2 separate regions of the Homo sapiens genome follow, and region 2 is linked to region 1. Evidence: chromatin contacts called from ENCODE Hi-C or POLR2A ChIA-PET data. All regions are on one chromosome and are shown on one strand. The core of a region is the stretch at or near the end of the contact, and the rest is flanking DNA. Distances in the headings are between cores, read along the strand shown.

Region 1 (7,889 bases), core at 3,091-5,590:
CCTGACTCTATCCAATTTGCCAGTCTGTGTCTTTTAATTGGAGCATTTAGCCCATTTACATTTAAGGTTAATATTGTTATGTGTGAATTTGATCCTGTCATTATGATGTTAGCTGGTTATTTTGCTCGTTAGTTGATGTGGTTTCTTCCTAGCATCTATGGTCTTTATAATTTGGCATGTTTTTGTGGTGGCTGGTACCGGTCGTTCCTTTCCATGTTTAGTGCTTCCTTCAGGAGCTCTTGTAAGGCAGGCCTGGTGGTGACAAAATCTCTCAGCATTTGCTTGTCTGTAAAGAATTTTATTTTTCCTTCATATAGGAAGCTTAGTTTGGCTGGATATGAAATTCTAGGATGAAAGTTCTTTTCTTTAAGAATGTTGAATATTGGCCCCCACTCTCTTCTGGCTTGTAGGGTTTCTGCTGAGAGATCTGCTGTTAGTCACATGGGCTTCCCTTTGTGGGTAAGCCGACCTTTCTCTCTGGCTGCCTGAAGGGGGCCACCCCCTCCACAGCCTGTGGGTGTTTCTCGTCAGGTGGGACGAGAGACCAGGAAAAGAAATAAGAGACAGAGACAAAGTATAGAGAAAGAAAAGGGGGCCCCAGGGACTGGCGCTCTGCATATGGAGGACCTGCGCAGCTGGCCCTGGTCTCTGAGTTCCCTCAGTATTTATTGATCATTATCTCTACCATCTCGGAGAGGGGGATGTGGCAGGACAATAGGGTAATAGTGGGGAGAGGGTCAGCAGGAGAACATGTGAACAAAGGTCTCTGTGTCATAAATAAGTTTAAGGAAAGCTGCTGTGCCTTGATGTGCACGAGCACAAACATTTCGGTGCAATAAAGAGCAGTATTGCTGCCAGCATGTCTCACCTGCAGCCCTAAGGTGGTTTTCTCCTATCTCAGTAAACAGAACATACAGTCAGGTTTTACACCGAGACATTCTATTCCCAGGGATGAGCAGGAGACAGATGCCTTCCTCTTATCTCAACTGCAAAGAGGCTTTCCTCTTTTACTGATCCTCCTCAGCACAGACCCTTTATGGGTGTTGGGCTGGGGGACAGTCAGGTCTTTCCCTTCCCATGAGGCCATATCTCAGGCTATCACATGGGGAGAAACCTGGGGCAATACCTGGCTTTCCTAGGCAGAGGTCCCTGTGGGCTTGTGCAGTGTATTGTGTCTCTGGGTACTTGAGATTGGAGAATGGTGATGACTTTTACCAAGCATACTGCCTTCAAGCACTTTTTAAACAAAGCACATCCTGCGCAGCCCTAAAACCATTAAACCTTCTGTCAACACAACACATGTCTCTGCAAGCACTGGGTTGGAGCTAGGGTTACAGATTAACAGCATCTCAAGGCAGAAGAATTTCTCTTAGTATAGAACAAAATGGAGTCTCTTTTGTCTACTTCTTTCTACATAGACAAGTTAACAGTCTGATCTCTCTTTCTTTTCCCCACAGCTGCCCTTATTATTTTTTCCTTCATTTCAACTTTGATGAATTCAAACAGGATACAATTTGGGGAATATATGCTTATAATTTGCACTTGAGCTATTCTGTCCGAGTATGCCCCAGGACATTTTATGGAAATACCATGCAGTGCAATTTCAGACTCTGAGCATCTAAAAACCTGCCTCAGTATGCATGAATATTCACTATATGATTATAGTTCTACATGCCTTTGTATGTATAAGATCCATGGCTTGCATTTGCCTTGATTTTTATGTGTGGTAAAAATAAAAATATAGCAAGTGTATACAAATATTAGGAAATGGGCCAGGTGTTGGAGCTCATTCCTGTAATCCCAGCACTTTCGGAGGCCAAGGCAGGTGGATCACATGAGTTCAGAAGTTTGAGACCAGCATGAACAACATGGTGAAACCATGTCTGTACTAAAAATACAAAAATTAGCTGGGTGTGGTGGTACACCTGTAATCCCAGCTATTTGGGAGGCTGAGGCAGAAGAATTGCTTGAACCCGGGAGACAGAGTTTGCAGTGAGCTGAGATTGCACCACTGCGCACCAACCTGGGTGACAGAGTGAGATGCAGTCTAAAAAAAAACTTATTAAAAAAATATATTATATATATGGAAATAAACAATAATTAGGAAATAAGAATTTCTTATTTGTGCTTAGAATACACAGTGAAGTAAACAGAAAAAAAGAACAACAACAAAAAAGAATACATAGTGAAGTAATTTGAAAAGATTAAATGTTAAGACAGGCATGGTGGCTTATGCCTGTAATCCTGGCACTTTGGAAGGTCGAGGTGGGAGGATTGCTTGAGCCCAAAAGTTCAAGACCAGCCTGGGCAACATGATGAAACATCATCTCCACAAAACATACAAATATCAGCTCTGTTATATATGAAATAAACAGAGTTTTCCAAAGATCTTTTATAAGATGGGAGAAAGGAGATGAAATAGAAGAGAGATTGACTTGGTCCTTCAGGATTGGAATCTGATAGATGGGACACTAGAGGAAGTTTAATGTAATCTTTTTGGCTATCTAGATCTAGTTTTTAGGCCCTGGCTAGAAGCCAGTTAGTTCCTCTTCTAGAATGGCCAATTAAGTCTACAATGCCGGCCACAGTGAGCTTGTGGTATTTAGCTTGCCCTAATCCTATCCCCATATCCTCAGCTTCAAGGTAGCCTTGAAAAGCAACCACCTTTTAACAACAGTAACAGTGAATATCTGCACCCTAGCAGAATATCTGCACTTGAGGAGGTAGAAATGGCTCTGAAAATGGCAGAAATGGCTCTGAAACACCCAAAAGCCTCCATCCCCACAGAATGTTCACTACTAAGCCTGCTTTGCAGCCTGCTGAATAGGTCTATTCTCATAGTATTTCTCTATTTGGCTTGACTTTATTTATGTGAACACTCCTACCCATAGGGCACTTGTCAAAAAACAATCAGCAGCAATTGTTTAACACTAGAGTGTTTAGGGGAGTGACAGTGTGTGTCTGCGTGATAGATGGAAGTAATAAGAGGGCACAGGGGAAAGGGGCCATACGCATAAGATGATGGAACAGAGAGCCTGGAGGGTGGGGTATAGAGAGTGTAGGGGAAGGGAGAAGGCAGACAGGTAAAAGGAAAAAGAATGTTAAGTGTTGTTCAGCCTCAAGACTGACATGATGAAAGTACCTTTATTGTGGTTTTTGTAAATTAGAATGCATGCTTTATTATTAAAAAAAACACAATTGAAAATGTTAAGGACCTTTTCCTCCTTGCTTCTTATAAGAAACCATCATAAGACATAACTTGTAATAATTCTGTAGAAATATACATATATAAAGATATATGTATATATATATTTTAAAATAGTATGTTTTTATTGCAAAATATTCATTAGTGTCATCATATCATAGCCAGATCTACAACCCCAGAGTAATTCCCATGGTTATGTTACATGGCAAAAAGGACTCTGCATTGTAATTAAGTTTATTAATCAGCTGACTTTAGCATTGGGAGATTATTCTGGATTGCCCAAGCACTTAAGAATAGGAGAAACCGGAGAGATGCAGCAGCAATAGTCAGTGGTTTCAAATATGAAAGGGATTTCACATACTATTGTTGGCTTTAAAGATAGGAAGTCGTGGGGGCAAGGAAACTCTCTAAAGGAAATTAATCTGGCAACAACCTAAATAATTCTAGAAAAGGATTCTTTTCCAGAGTCAAGAACAGAGCCAGGTGGTTCTTCTCTTCTAAAGACATTTCCATGGGCCAGTTCCACCGCAAGCTTCTCAGAGAGAATATGTTCTGCCGTACGGACACCGAACGTCCCCTAAGATGGCCGCCCCCATGATGCTCTCCCCTAAGGGCTCTGGCTCCGTTACCTGCAACGCACCGCTCGCTTATTTTTTGTTCTAGTCTCTCTTGCTTCAGTTTTTATACGGCTTCTAAAACGCTTCGCATTTACAATAGTGACTGAGGTGCCCAGAGGTGACTTTAATTTTCCATTGAGCTGAGACGTCACAGCCATCATAACCGCTAAGAAGGGATGCCGCGCCTTTGTGGTAATAATGGGTTCTGGCCTTTGAGAAGTTTGCGCCGTTCACTGTCCCCTGCGAGGAGAAGACTAACTTATTTCTGTTCCGTGTCTGTTCAGAGGACTTTACCCCCACGCCGTGTCTGCCTGTGTGAACTCAAGCCTCTGATAAGCTCTCCATTTTCTGCCAGGGCTGAGGTGTCTGGAAATCGGACAGTTTAAGAGGCCTCCGTCCACCGCGTCTCCCGGCCGCTGTGCCTTCTGTACGTCACGTACTCAAAGATGGCCGCCCCCAGAGCGGCGAGGCGACGCCGGCGCGGACGCGTCTCCTCCTGAGGAAAAGCCGGAAGGCCGCATTCCGCTCTCCATGGAAACGCGGCTGACCGTCTCTGGAGGTTTAGAGGGGGAGGGAGTTGGGCGAGGGGCCCAGAAGTGGAAGAAGTTTAGGGAAGTAAGTTCAGCTTTTAAGAGGTCGCGGCGATTCCAAGGAGAGTCAGGTCAGTGTGTGGGTCAGGGCGTGGAAACGTGGTGGGAGGGAGCTTTCTGAGGGCGTCTGCGTTGTTGGTGGCGCTATATGGTGGAGGTAGCGCGGGGGTTGGGGGAGGCGGGGGCGGGTGTTTCCTTTTGGAGGGGAGCTGGTAGGAGTCCCTGGTGGGTGTCTGTGATAGGATATCTTTGGGGTCCCTCATGGAGGCTCTGGTGGTCAGTGATTAAAGGCCTGAATAGATCAACGACCAAGAGTACTGAGGTCAGGGATTGTGGTCCTCGCGGGTCACTCCCCAGTGGGGCTCAGTGATTGAGAATCGATGGGGTGGCTTTTGTCAACGAATGTGACTTCTGTTTCACATTCTGGATTAATCTGAGGCTTAGTGATTGATGAATCATTAAGGGAATCCAGTGTACGTGTGTGTCTATTCCAGGTTTTCCTATTTTATCTGGCGGGGTGGTGGTCTTTTGTCTAGAGACAAGTGAAAGCCGAAGTCTTTTCACAAGAGCCCTGGCTGGTTTTGTGTGTGTGTGTGTGTGTGTGTGTGTGTGTGTGTGTGTGTGTGTGTGTGTGTGTTGAGCTCAAACTTTGGCTGGAACAGACTTGATGAACGTTAACATTTCCTAAAAGTTTCAGGTCCGAGTACCTCCTCCACAATGAGTTTTCTAATCCTCTGGCTTTCCACAACAACCCATGCTCTTGAACCTGCAGAAAATGAAAGTTTTTTGGGGGTGAAGGGGGGCGGATGAATAGGCTTTCTATTTAACATTATGTTTTTAAATTACTGCGCACAAATTAACAAGAGCCTATTTTTATCCTTCCTCTTGCAAATGTACTGCATATTTTTATGGGTGTTTCAGGTTTTGTATGTTAGTATATAAAGGCGGCTATTTTCCCAGTATTTATATTTTTGAATTGTTTTCTAAATTTGTATTTATAACTCGTATTCCTTTTCTCTGTCTCCCTCTTTTTTTCTATGTGTTTCTTGTTCTTCATATTGAAGTGTGTATATAAACATTTTTTTTTTTTTTTTGAGATGGAGTCTTGCTTTTGTCGCCCAGGCTTGAGTGCAATGGCTGGGCTCACTGCAAACTTCGCCTCCTGCGTTCAAGCCATTCTCCTGCCTCAGTCTCCGAGTAGCTGGGATTACAGGTGCCTGCCACCATGCCTGGCTAATTTTTTCTATTTTTAGTAGAGACAGTGTTTCACCATGTTGACAAGGCTGGTCTCGAACTCCTGACCTCAGGTGATCTGCCCATCTCGGCCTCCCAAAGTGCTGGGATTACAGGTGTAAGCCATCATGCCTGGCCGTATATAAACACTTTTAAATATATATAAAGACTTTTAAAGAGGTGTGAGAGTAACATTGTATAAAGGAAAAAATGTAGTTTCTCACCATCCATATGGCCTGATTTAAAAAACTGATATGAGAATTACCTACTGCTTAGGCATGATGCTATGTGGATTCTCCTTTGTGACCTCCCCTTTCATCTTCATGTTACTTCCACACTTCACCGAAGAAAGGCATTTGGCCTACATTGAGGGTCTTGTGTTTCCTTGGTTTGAGAGAACCAAATAAAGAGACAAATATTCAGGGCCACGTGTTAAGGTGAATGTACCCCTGAAAGTTGTTTTGCTCTTCAGTCCACAGGTCCTGGCTACCCTGGGAAGAGACAAGAAGTAAATGAAGAAAGAGGAAGATTCCAGGACCTAGATATGATTTCTGTGGACACCCTTCACTGGTGACTGAAGTTTCTAAATAGAAATTTAAGGCAGATCCAGAGGAGACAAAGACAGAGTATCCCAGGTGCTGGCCATTTCCCACAACAGAAGAAAATGATCAATGCCCAGGTGACTTTTTCTCTATTTTATTCTCTCCTTTATTCCATAGTGGATTTGTAGAGACCCGTAAGAAATCATTTCAGAATCTAGAGAGAAATAAACTTTAAATCTAACTCCAACATCATGGCAAAGTAAGATCAGGAATATAGTGTTTATGTGATTCCTACAAAATGACTGATGTTGGAAAATAATGCCTGACTAGAAGATCCTTTCCATTACCTTAGCTCTCAGTTTGCATCTGATGTCTCTGACAGCCAGTACAAGAAAGTCACACTAAGTTATACAGTGACTGTGGGGAGAAAGCAGACAGGTTCCTCAGGAGATTATTATTTCATGGCACTTAGATCTCAAGAAAAATTTGCTATTCTTCCCAGAGGTGATATGGTGAACAGTGTTTTGAACTAGCTTTCTAATAAAGGCAGAAGATTTCTTACTGCTGTTTATTACACGGTTCCTCAGAGACTCCTATGGAAATAGACCAGGCAAACTCAGTGGAAACAGTTTTTTTAGGGGACGAAAGCAAGGCCACACACTCAAGTCTTGCGTGTCTGTGTGAGCTTATTTAGGAATAAAATCTAAGTGACCTAGGAAAATGGAAGGTGTGCATAGCTTCCATTTTCCTGAACATGTGGCTGAACTGGCATTAACTGCAGATTTGGCATTAGGGAGTTGTCTGATAAGGTCTTGAGTCGTTGGGTGCCATGTTTGATAACTTCACCTCATCTCAGAATATACAATATCCTTCTGCATTTTCACCTCCAATTCTTGCATACTTATATTGCTTTTATTTTTTGTAATTACATAAATTACTCATGGAATCCAAAGGGAAAAAATTCTTTTTTTTTTTTTTTTTTTGGTTTTTGTTTTTTGAGATGGAATCTCACTCTGTTGCCCAAGCCGGAGTGCAGTGCGTGATCTTGGCTTACTGCAACCTCCACGTCCTGGGTTCAAGGGATTCTTCTGCCTCAGCTTCCTGAGTAGCTGGGATTACAGGTGTGCACTTGCATGCCTGGCTAGTTTTTGTATTTTTAGTAGAGATGGGGTTTTGCCATCTTGGCCAGGCTGGTCTCGAACTCCTGACCTCAGGTGATCCACCCGCCTCGGCCTCCCAAAGTGCTGGGATTACAGGCGTGAGCCACTGCACCTGGCCTCACAGGGAAATAAATTCTGATGATGAAGTACACACTGGTTAAAAAAGTAAATTTCCGGGCCGGGCACAGTGGCTCACGCCTGTAATCCCAGCACTTTTGGAGGCCAACCAGGCGGGTCACCTGAGGTCGGGAGTTCAAGACCAGCCTGACCAACATGGAGAAACCGTATCTCTACTAAAAACACAAAATTAACTGGGTGTGGTGGCGCATGCCTGTAATCCCAGCTACTCAGGAGACTGAGACAGGAGAATCGCTTGAATCCGGGAGGTGGAGGTTGTGGTGAGCCGAGATCATGCCATTGCACTCCAGCCTGGGCAACAAGAGCGAAACTCCGTCTCGAAAAAAAAAAAAAAAAAAAAGGTAAAAAAAGTAAAAGTAGATTCCCTCTTCATAACTTTCTTCCTAATCCTCTTATACTGCTTC
Region 2 (7,889 bases), core at 2,070-4,569, 2.1 Mb before region 1:
CCCAACACAGAAAAGCCTCTTACTGCATAGGGGGAACAAGAATGTGAAACGAGAGTTTACACTCCCTCTTTCCATCCCAAGAACCCAACAGAGGGTCATGGGCAGGTGCTCCAGCCCAGAGAGAGAAGAGGTCTCATGGTCTACACCCCTAAACAAGGCAATCAACACCTTAGGCAGGTGACGCCCTCCCTGTGTCTCCACACGGAAAGGACTGGTATCCTAGTGCAGAGGAAGAATACCCACAGACAGGAGACCACACTGTGGCAGCAAGAGAAGGAAGTCCTGGAGGGGTCACAAGCCAGGAGGAGGGGAACAAGAGCGCTAACCCAGGGAGGTGATGTTTCAGACAGAACAGTGTGACATCGAAGTCGGCTACAGCTGAGACCCAGTGAGGAGGCAGCTCCTCCACAGAGAAGGGGCAAGTGCCAGAGGCCCAGGGTACTTGTCCCCTAGAGAGGCTGGAGCCTTAGCCACAGTAGAGACAACACCTTCCCCGCTAAGAAAATCCCTATATCATGAGGGTATCTGTACCTCTGGTCCCCCCAGCAAAGGACCAGAGAGAAGGGAAGCTGGAGCCTGAGTCTCGAAGCAGAGACGCCGCCAGAGAAGAAAGAGCCCCATTTGCTGTAGTCAGGGGGGCATCCACCAAGATCCTCCAAGGAAGGTGGTGATCGCAGGTCCACTCTCAGGCGTGAAGAACCTGTGCTCCAGCAGCAAAGGCTCTCCAAGAGCACTGAGGAATCTGGGAACCTCGGCCCAGGAGGAGACTTACCCAAGAGGAACACACATCCCCACAGGGAAGGGACCCACAAGGCGGGTGGCGGGGTGGGGGGAGGTGAGCAGGACACCAGCCTCACAGGAGCCAACACGCTAAAATCAGAGCCAAAACCAGTAAAGAAGAGCCCCCCAGACTTCATCTCAGGGAAGATGATACCACCACACAAAGACTCGAGGAGGGAGGGGCAGGAGGTCAGCCCTGGGAAACTAACACCGGGTGGTCCTTAACCTTGGGGGCCGTCATGTGCCCACAGAGTGGTCTTTGTCATGAGGCACCTTTGATCTGGGAGAGCTTCCGCCTCTGCAGCAAGGAGCTCTGAGAAGTGATGTTGAAGGGTGATCCTTAACCCAGGTGGCTGCTGACGTGGCCACACAGAGGCTCTGAGACTCCAGAAGAAGGATGCGTTAGGGCCTGGGGTAGAGGTAGTCATCTCCACTGAGATGCCCCATGCCAAGGGTGGGGGGCTGGAATCTCCCACCTTGGAAAGTCTACACCAGAGAAGTCTCTGGTCCCAGGGACAGGGTCTACAGTGGAGTCTCCCGCTTGAGACTCAGGTATCTTACATCCACACAGCCAGGAAACTATGCCTTACCCCATACAGTGACAAATCAAGAGGGGGTTTTGGAAGCATTAGCCGGGGGCACCTGCATCCGAGAGGGGTCCTCAGCCTTACGGTGGGGACACATGCAGAGGCGTGGACACCTCAAATCCAGAAAAGCAGCCATACCAATACCAAGGATGGCAAGAACCTTATCCCTGGGGGAGGTGACACCAAGAAAGGGTCCTTACCCTGGAGAGAAGGCACAGCCCCAGAGGGAAGAGCCCCCACCTCGCAGTACAGGAACCCGGGTCTAGGAAGCTTCCTACTCTCATGGGGTACCAGCAGCGGGGCCAGAAGGCGAAACCCTTGTTCTCCAACTGCTGACACCCAGCGTAAGGGTAGATGGGAAGTCAACAAACCCACAGTGTGGGATCTGATGCAAATATCAAGGGCAGTGGGCTTCTTGGTCCTTGGAGAGCTGACACCCTAAAGGAGGAGACTGGTGTGAAGATGGAAGAAGCCTCATACTCAGGCAGGGGTGAAGGGAGGGAGGGGAGACATCAAAACCCCTCACCAAAAGGACAGGAGAGCTCACCCCGGGGTGGGTGGCCGCCCTGCACTGAGAGGCAGGGACTGCTCAGAAAGAGGGGCTGGTGCTGCCCGCAGTGGGAGCTCACTAACATGGACAGCGTGGCGGCTTAGTGTCTTTCACCAGGCACCTGAGCGCCAGGGGATCCCAGCAGCCCCCAGCAACAAGACCACAGTGGTCCTGATATCACTGGGAGACGCCCACACCCAGAAGGTCGGAGAGTCACGATGCAGGGGAGTTCAAGGCTGCAAAGCCAGGGGCAGACGCCAGGATCAAAGAAGTGTGAGAGCTGAGACCAGACGTGGGCCACACTGAGGACGGTCCTGTACCCCAGGTGGGGGAAAGCCAAACTCCCCCAAAAAGGCAGGCGCCCAGTGCAGCGGGATGGCGAGGCTGGAGCCACCCAGGGCGCTACTCGCTATGAGAGGGAAGAGCTGCAGACTACAGAGGTGGAAACTTCGGCAAAGGCTCCAACTAACGGGGAGTTTCTCCTCCACTCCTCTCCCAAGAGGCTCCCATCCGATACAGACGGGCAGCTGGAACCTGAGATCCAGGGGAGGCTGCGCTCCCGGGAGCAGTGAGGAGGGATGCGGAGGGCGGCCTCGGTCCTGGGAAGGGTGACTCCCCCACCCAGCTGGGGTCCTCGTCCCGACCACCACCCCCCCTCCCCGCCACCGTCGAGGGAGAAGCCCCGGCGCGGAGGCTGCCCCACAACGCGAAGGACCGAGGCCGAGGGGGGCAGGCACCTGAGCCCCGAGAGGGCGGGCACCTGGGACCAGGGGCGCCTCCATCCTTCCAGCCAGGAGCCAATACCGACGCGGAGAGGGGCGGGCACCTCGCGCCCGGGAGGCTTCGCACCCTCACACCCCTACCGGGGGGCCCGACGCGATGCCACGCGGGGAGGCGGCGGCGGGCGGGGCCCGGGGTCCGGGTCGCGGAAGGACCCCCGGGAGGCGCTGAGGAACGTGAAAGAGGCGCAGGAACGGGAGGGCGAGAGGGAGGGAGCCGCCCCCCGCCGGGAGCCCCGCGCTGCAGAGGCGGCGGCAGGGGGCAGGCGAGGGGAGGCCATGTCGCGACAGACGGCGGTGTCGCCAGGGCGGGAGGCGGCGGGGAGGGCGGCCGATGGCGCCGGGGGGAGGAAGGGAAGGGGTCCGGCCCAGTCGAGCCTGACGCTCTCACCACAGGAGCTGGCGCCGCCGCTGAGGAGCGTATCGCGACAGGCGGGGGAGGCGAGCGCCCGCCGCCTTTTTCTCGCGCCCCGGGCCCGGGCGCTATCGCGATAGCGGCGCGAAGCGGAAGTGGGGTTGGGGGAGTGGGCCCGGGGTTGTTCTGACGACGGGGGTCGGGGCTCAAGGGAGGCCGCGGCGTCTGCCGATGGCTCCGCGGAAGCTGACCGGGCCCGGTCCAAGATGGCGGCGGCGGAGGAGGCCTCCCCTCCTCTCTTCTCGTCTCTGGCGCCGACCCGCCCCCGAGTCCCGAATATAGGCCAGTCATTGCTCCCGCTGAACGTCGCTCCTGACCCTTGGAGGCTTTCTATTGGTTCCTGGCAGGGATGCGCCCTGCCCCCTTTCGCGGATTGGGTGATCGCTCCAAGGCGCGGCGTTCGATTGGCCTCCCGCGCAGGCTGCTAGGATTGGCTCAGGTTTTCCTCCCCGCTCCTCCTCCTCCTCCCGCCTCAGGGCACAACACGCCAGCGCGAGGACCCGAACGTCAATCAAGAGACCTGTGTCGTGCTGATTGGATGTATCCGCCCCCCTCTCTTAAAACAATTGGTCTGGGGGAGGAGCTACGACAGTCCAGGGGCGGGAAGTCGTCCGTCAAGTTTAGAGCTCTTTTTAATTGGTTGCGGGGGCATATTCTGCCTTGAAGTCATTGGTTGGTCCTGGAAGTGGGTGGGGAAAGCGGAGGAAGGCATGGAGTGTGGGCGTTAGGGGCCGCGTACCTAATGGGAGACAGACAGGTGCCTTTAAAGCGGGGGCCGAGCCGAAGTCATCTGCCAATCAAAACAGCCACAGGGCCAAGTGGGAGGAGCTGGGCAAGAAAGTCCACCCCTTTTTCTTCGTTGGCCCTAAAAGTTATCATTCATGCTAGTTGGACCAATAGCGTGGCGAGTGGGCGGTAGCTGCTCGTAGAGCGTGTGAAAGAGGGTGTATGTAGCTGGCAGAAGTGGGACTTGGTCGCAACCGTTGCGTCCCGGCCAGGTAAGCAGCTTCCCTCTCAGCTGCCTCGTCTTTCTCCAAGTGCCTCTATGTTGGCACATCTCTGAAATTCATTATTTGCTGAGTGAAAGAAGAAAGGGACCAGAGACACTGCTTTAAGTCTCTGGCACCGTGCATAGCAGAATTGGTTGGGAAGCGTGAGGCATGGAGTTTTTGTCCTGCCCCTGCCTGGTTAGGCGACCAGATGGTGGGACAGTCATTCTCCTCTGCGTCTCCGCTTCCTTAGTGTGTTGAGGACGCTGCAGAAGGTACAGAGGAGACGGGTGGCTCCCTAATGCCTGCTCGTTTCAGGTCTCAGCTCTGTTGTCTTCTTGGAGAGAAAACTTCCCTGACCTCCCTCCCGGGCGGAGCGCTCCTGCGCGCCTTGTTCGTTAGGATTTATTTTTGTACGTCTACCGTCATTTTCGTAATTATTCGGTTTCCCTGTCTGGATTTTGCATCTCCAGCACTTAGCACGCAGGAAGTAGTCAGTAACCATTTGTCAAAGGAATAGATGAATGAATGTGAGGAATGACTTGTGATTGAAAACTTAACTAGACACTGAGACTTCCACGAACTGGGAGGCATTTGCCCAGGGTCACACAACCGAGATGGGAAGCCAGATTCGCCCCTTCCTGTCTAGGTGGTGGAAAGTAAGATAAATCCCAGGGAGAGGTGAACGTGAAGGAGGATGGAGCCGTTCAGCACCACCCGCATCAGAATGGTCTGAGGCAAGGGGGAGGAGGAATGCTTGCGAAAATGCATATTCGTAGGCCCACACACAGACAACGGGAATGAAGCCTAGAGTTATTGTTCTAGAGCTTTGCTATTCAAACTGTGGCCCCTGGACAAAGTATCGCTTCTCAGACATCTCCGGAATCACCTAGGAATGTGTTAAAATGCAAATTCTGCTTTTCTAACAAGTGCCGCAGTCCACGGTCCGCAGTTCACTTTGCACACCGCGGATCTAGCGATGACTTTCCAACTTGGCTGCACATCAGAGTCACCTGAGGAACTTGTTGTTATTGTTGTTGTTGTTGAGACGAAGACTTGCTCTTGTCCCCCAGGCTGGAGAGCAGTGGCACAATCTAGGCTCACTGCAGCCTCTGCCTCCCGGGGTTCAAGTGATTCTCCCGCCTCAGCCTCCCGAGTAGCTGGGATTACAGGCGCCCGCCACCACGCCCGACTAATTTTTGTATTTTTAGTAGAGACGGGGTTTCACCATGTTGGCCAGGCTGGTGTCGAACTCCTGACCTCAGGTGATCCGCTCGCCTCAGTCTCCCAAAGTGCTGGGATTACAGGCGTGAGCCACTGCGCCTGGCCTACCTGAGGAACTTTAAAAAAAAAAAATTTTTTTTAAATTAGAGGCCAGGCCGGGCCGGGAGAATCACTTGAACCCGGGAGGCAGAGGCTGCAGTGAGCCTAGATTGCGCCATTGCACCTGTAATCCCAGCACTCTCAGAGGCCGAGGTGGGCGGATCACCTGAGGTAGGGAGTTCAAAACCAGCCTGGCCAACATGGTGAAACCCCGTCTCTACTAAAAATACAAAAATTAGCTGGGCATGGTGGCATGTGCCTGTAATCCCAGCTACTCGGGAGGCTGAGGCGGGAGAATCACTTGAACCTGGGAGGCAGAGGTTGCAGTGACCCGAGATTGCGCCATTGCACTCCAGCCTGGGTGACAGAGCAAGACGCCGTCTCAAAAAATAAAAATAAAAAATAAAAAAGTCCAGATACCCAGGCTTACACTGGACCAACTAAAACGATCTTGAGGTGGGAGCCAGTGTCTCTCTCACCCAGGCTGGAGTGCAGGGGCGCCATCTCGGCTCACTGCAACCTCTGCCTCCCAGGTTCAAGCCATTCTCCCACCTCAGCCTCCCAAGTAGCTGGGATTACAGGCGTGAGCCACCGCGCCCAGCGTAAGAGCCGCTTACAGAGTCTTCTTTTCTAGAGCAGTGCTTCTGAAATGTGGCCTTGGGTCAGGCACGTACCCATCACCTGGGAACTTGTTTGAAAGGCACATTTTTGAGCCCCACCCTAGACTGAATCAGAAACTCTGGGCCCAGCAACTATGTTTTAACAAGTCCTCAGTGTAATTCTGAAGCGCATTAAATTCTGAGAACCTCTGTTCTGAAAGTACGAGGGCTGCAGGCCCAGGCGACTCAAGATTCCTTTCCTGAGATTGACACCCTCATGCCACAGCCCCATTGGTAGATGCCGGATATTTTGGCCAAGGGAGATGGGGGATTCTGAACAGGGTTGTGGACCACGGGTCCTTCCCTGGCAGACCAGTATGTAGAGATCAGCAAAGGTTGTCATTTTCAAACAGGGTTGACCCAGAGGGTCAGGGATAACATTGAGAAAACAGACTTGAGTTATACAACCTGGGGTAGTTCAGCCACTCAAGGGAACCTCCTGAGTGTGTCGACTTTTTGACTTGAGGAAGGAGAGAGATTTAGAGATTGCCACTGAGGTCCAGAGACAGAGCTCTGGGTTGAAGGACAGGGATCCAGAGATACACAGAGTGGTGACGGGGAGGCCCAGAGAGGGGAACAGAAAGAGCAAAATCTCAGACAGGACCTAGAAAGTCAGAGGGAGACCCAGATAGCATGAGCTGGAGAGAGGGAGGGAGAGAGAGAGAGGGAAGGTGGAGAGAGGGAGGGAGAGAGGGAAGGTGGAGAGAGGGAGGGAGGGAGGGAGAGAGGGGAGGTGGAGAGAGGGAGGGAGAGGGGAGGAGAGAGGGAAGGTGGAGAGGGAGGGAGAGGGAAGGTGGAGGGAGGGAGAGGGAAGGTGGAGGGAGGGAGAGGGAAGGTGGAGAGAGGGAGGGAGGGAGGGAGAGAGGGAGGGGAGGTGGAGAGAGGGAGGGGAGGTGGAGGGAGGGAGAGGGGAGGAGAGAGAGGGAGGGAGAGGGGAGGTGGAGAGAGGGAGGGAGGGGGAGAGGGGAGGTGGAGAGAGGGAAGGTGGAGAGAGGGAGGGAGGGGGAGAGGGGAGGAGAGAGGGAAGGTGGAGAGAGGGAGGGAGGGAGAGAGGGGAAGGTGGAGAGAGGGAGGGGAGGTGGAGAGAGGGAAGGTGGAGTGAGGGGAGGTGGAGAGAGGGGAGGTGGAGAGGGAGGGAGAGAGAGAGGGGAGGTGGAGAGAGGGAGGGAGAGAGAGAGGGGAGGTGGAGAGGGAGGAAGAGAGAGAGGGGAGGTGGAGAGAGGGAGGGAGAGAGAGGGGAGGTGGAGAGAAGGAGGGAGAGAGAGAGGAGGTAGAGACCTGGAGGCATCATCTTCCCACCAGGCTGCTGCTTGTCCTGGTAACATCTCTTAGGTAACTAACAGAAGCCCGACCTTGTAGGTCAGGTGACTAGCGCTGCCTCCTTAGTACCACCGTGTAGCCCAGCTCCGGAGCACATAGTAAATGGAACCCCTGGAGTTGCTCTTCCTTAACCTCTCCAGGGAGACGGTTTCATGCCACCCGCTAGGACAGCCCCTGCTGTCCCCTGGAAACTCTCCTGACTGTCTGCAGGCCACATTCCCCTCAGTCCAAGTAAAGGCGCTCCTGGCCGAGCCCCGGTTCCCGAGACTCAGTGACTGGAGGTCAGGGGAGGGGAAGTGTGCTCCTTCTGCTCACCTGGCAGGACTTTTATAGCAACCAGGTCCTACCAGGGCAGGAAGCCTGCCTGCTTCGCCTGTGCCCGGCTCCACACAGTCCCTCAACACTGGTTATAAATAAGAGGCTGGGCCAGGCACAGGGTAATCCCAGCACTTTGGGAGACGAGGCAGGCGGATTAGTTGAGGTCAGG

The links. A loop is a pair of places that touch in the nucleus more often than their neighbours do. ChIA-PET counts read pairs that join two places held with the same protein, here RNA polymerase II (POLR2A). Pooled maps may share reads with other maps.
Region 2: a pooled map shows a loop between it and region 1 (9-fold over the local background). The contact joins the promoter of CNOT3 here to the promoter of ZNF432 in region 1. A Hi-C loop is called at or near these places in 1 of 168 maps with a recorded cell type or tissue (breast epithelium) and 2 of 50 pooled maps. POLR2A ChIA-PET finds 5 or more read pairs at or near these places in 1 of 52 experiments (BJ).

The regions. Positions count from the first base shown.
Region 1 is chr19:52,045,289-52,053,177 of GRCh38, reverse strand. ZNF432 (zinc finger protein 432) reads left to right here and starts at 4,340. Exons shown (of 5, transcript NM_014650.4): 1 at 4,340-4,483; 2 at 6,118-6,324. The coding sequence starts at 6,310. RefSeq lists an enhancer at 3,968-4,557.
Region 2 is chr19:54,133,192-54,141,080 of GRCh38, reverse strand. CNOT3 (CCR4-NOT transcription complex subunit 3) reads right to left here and starts at 3,319. Exons shown (of 18, transcript NM_014516.4): 1 at 3,088-3,319.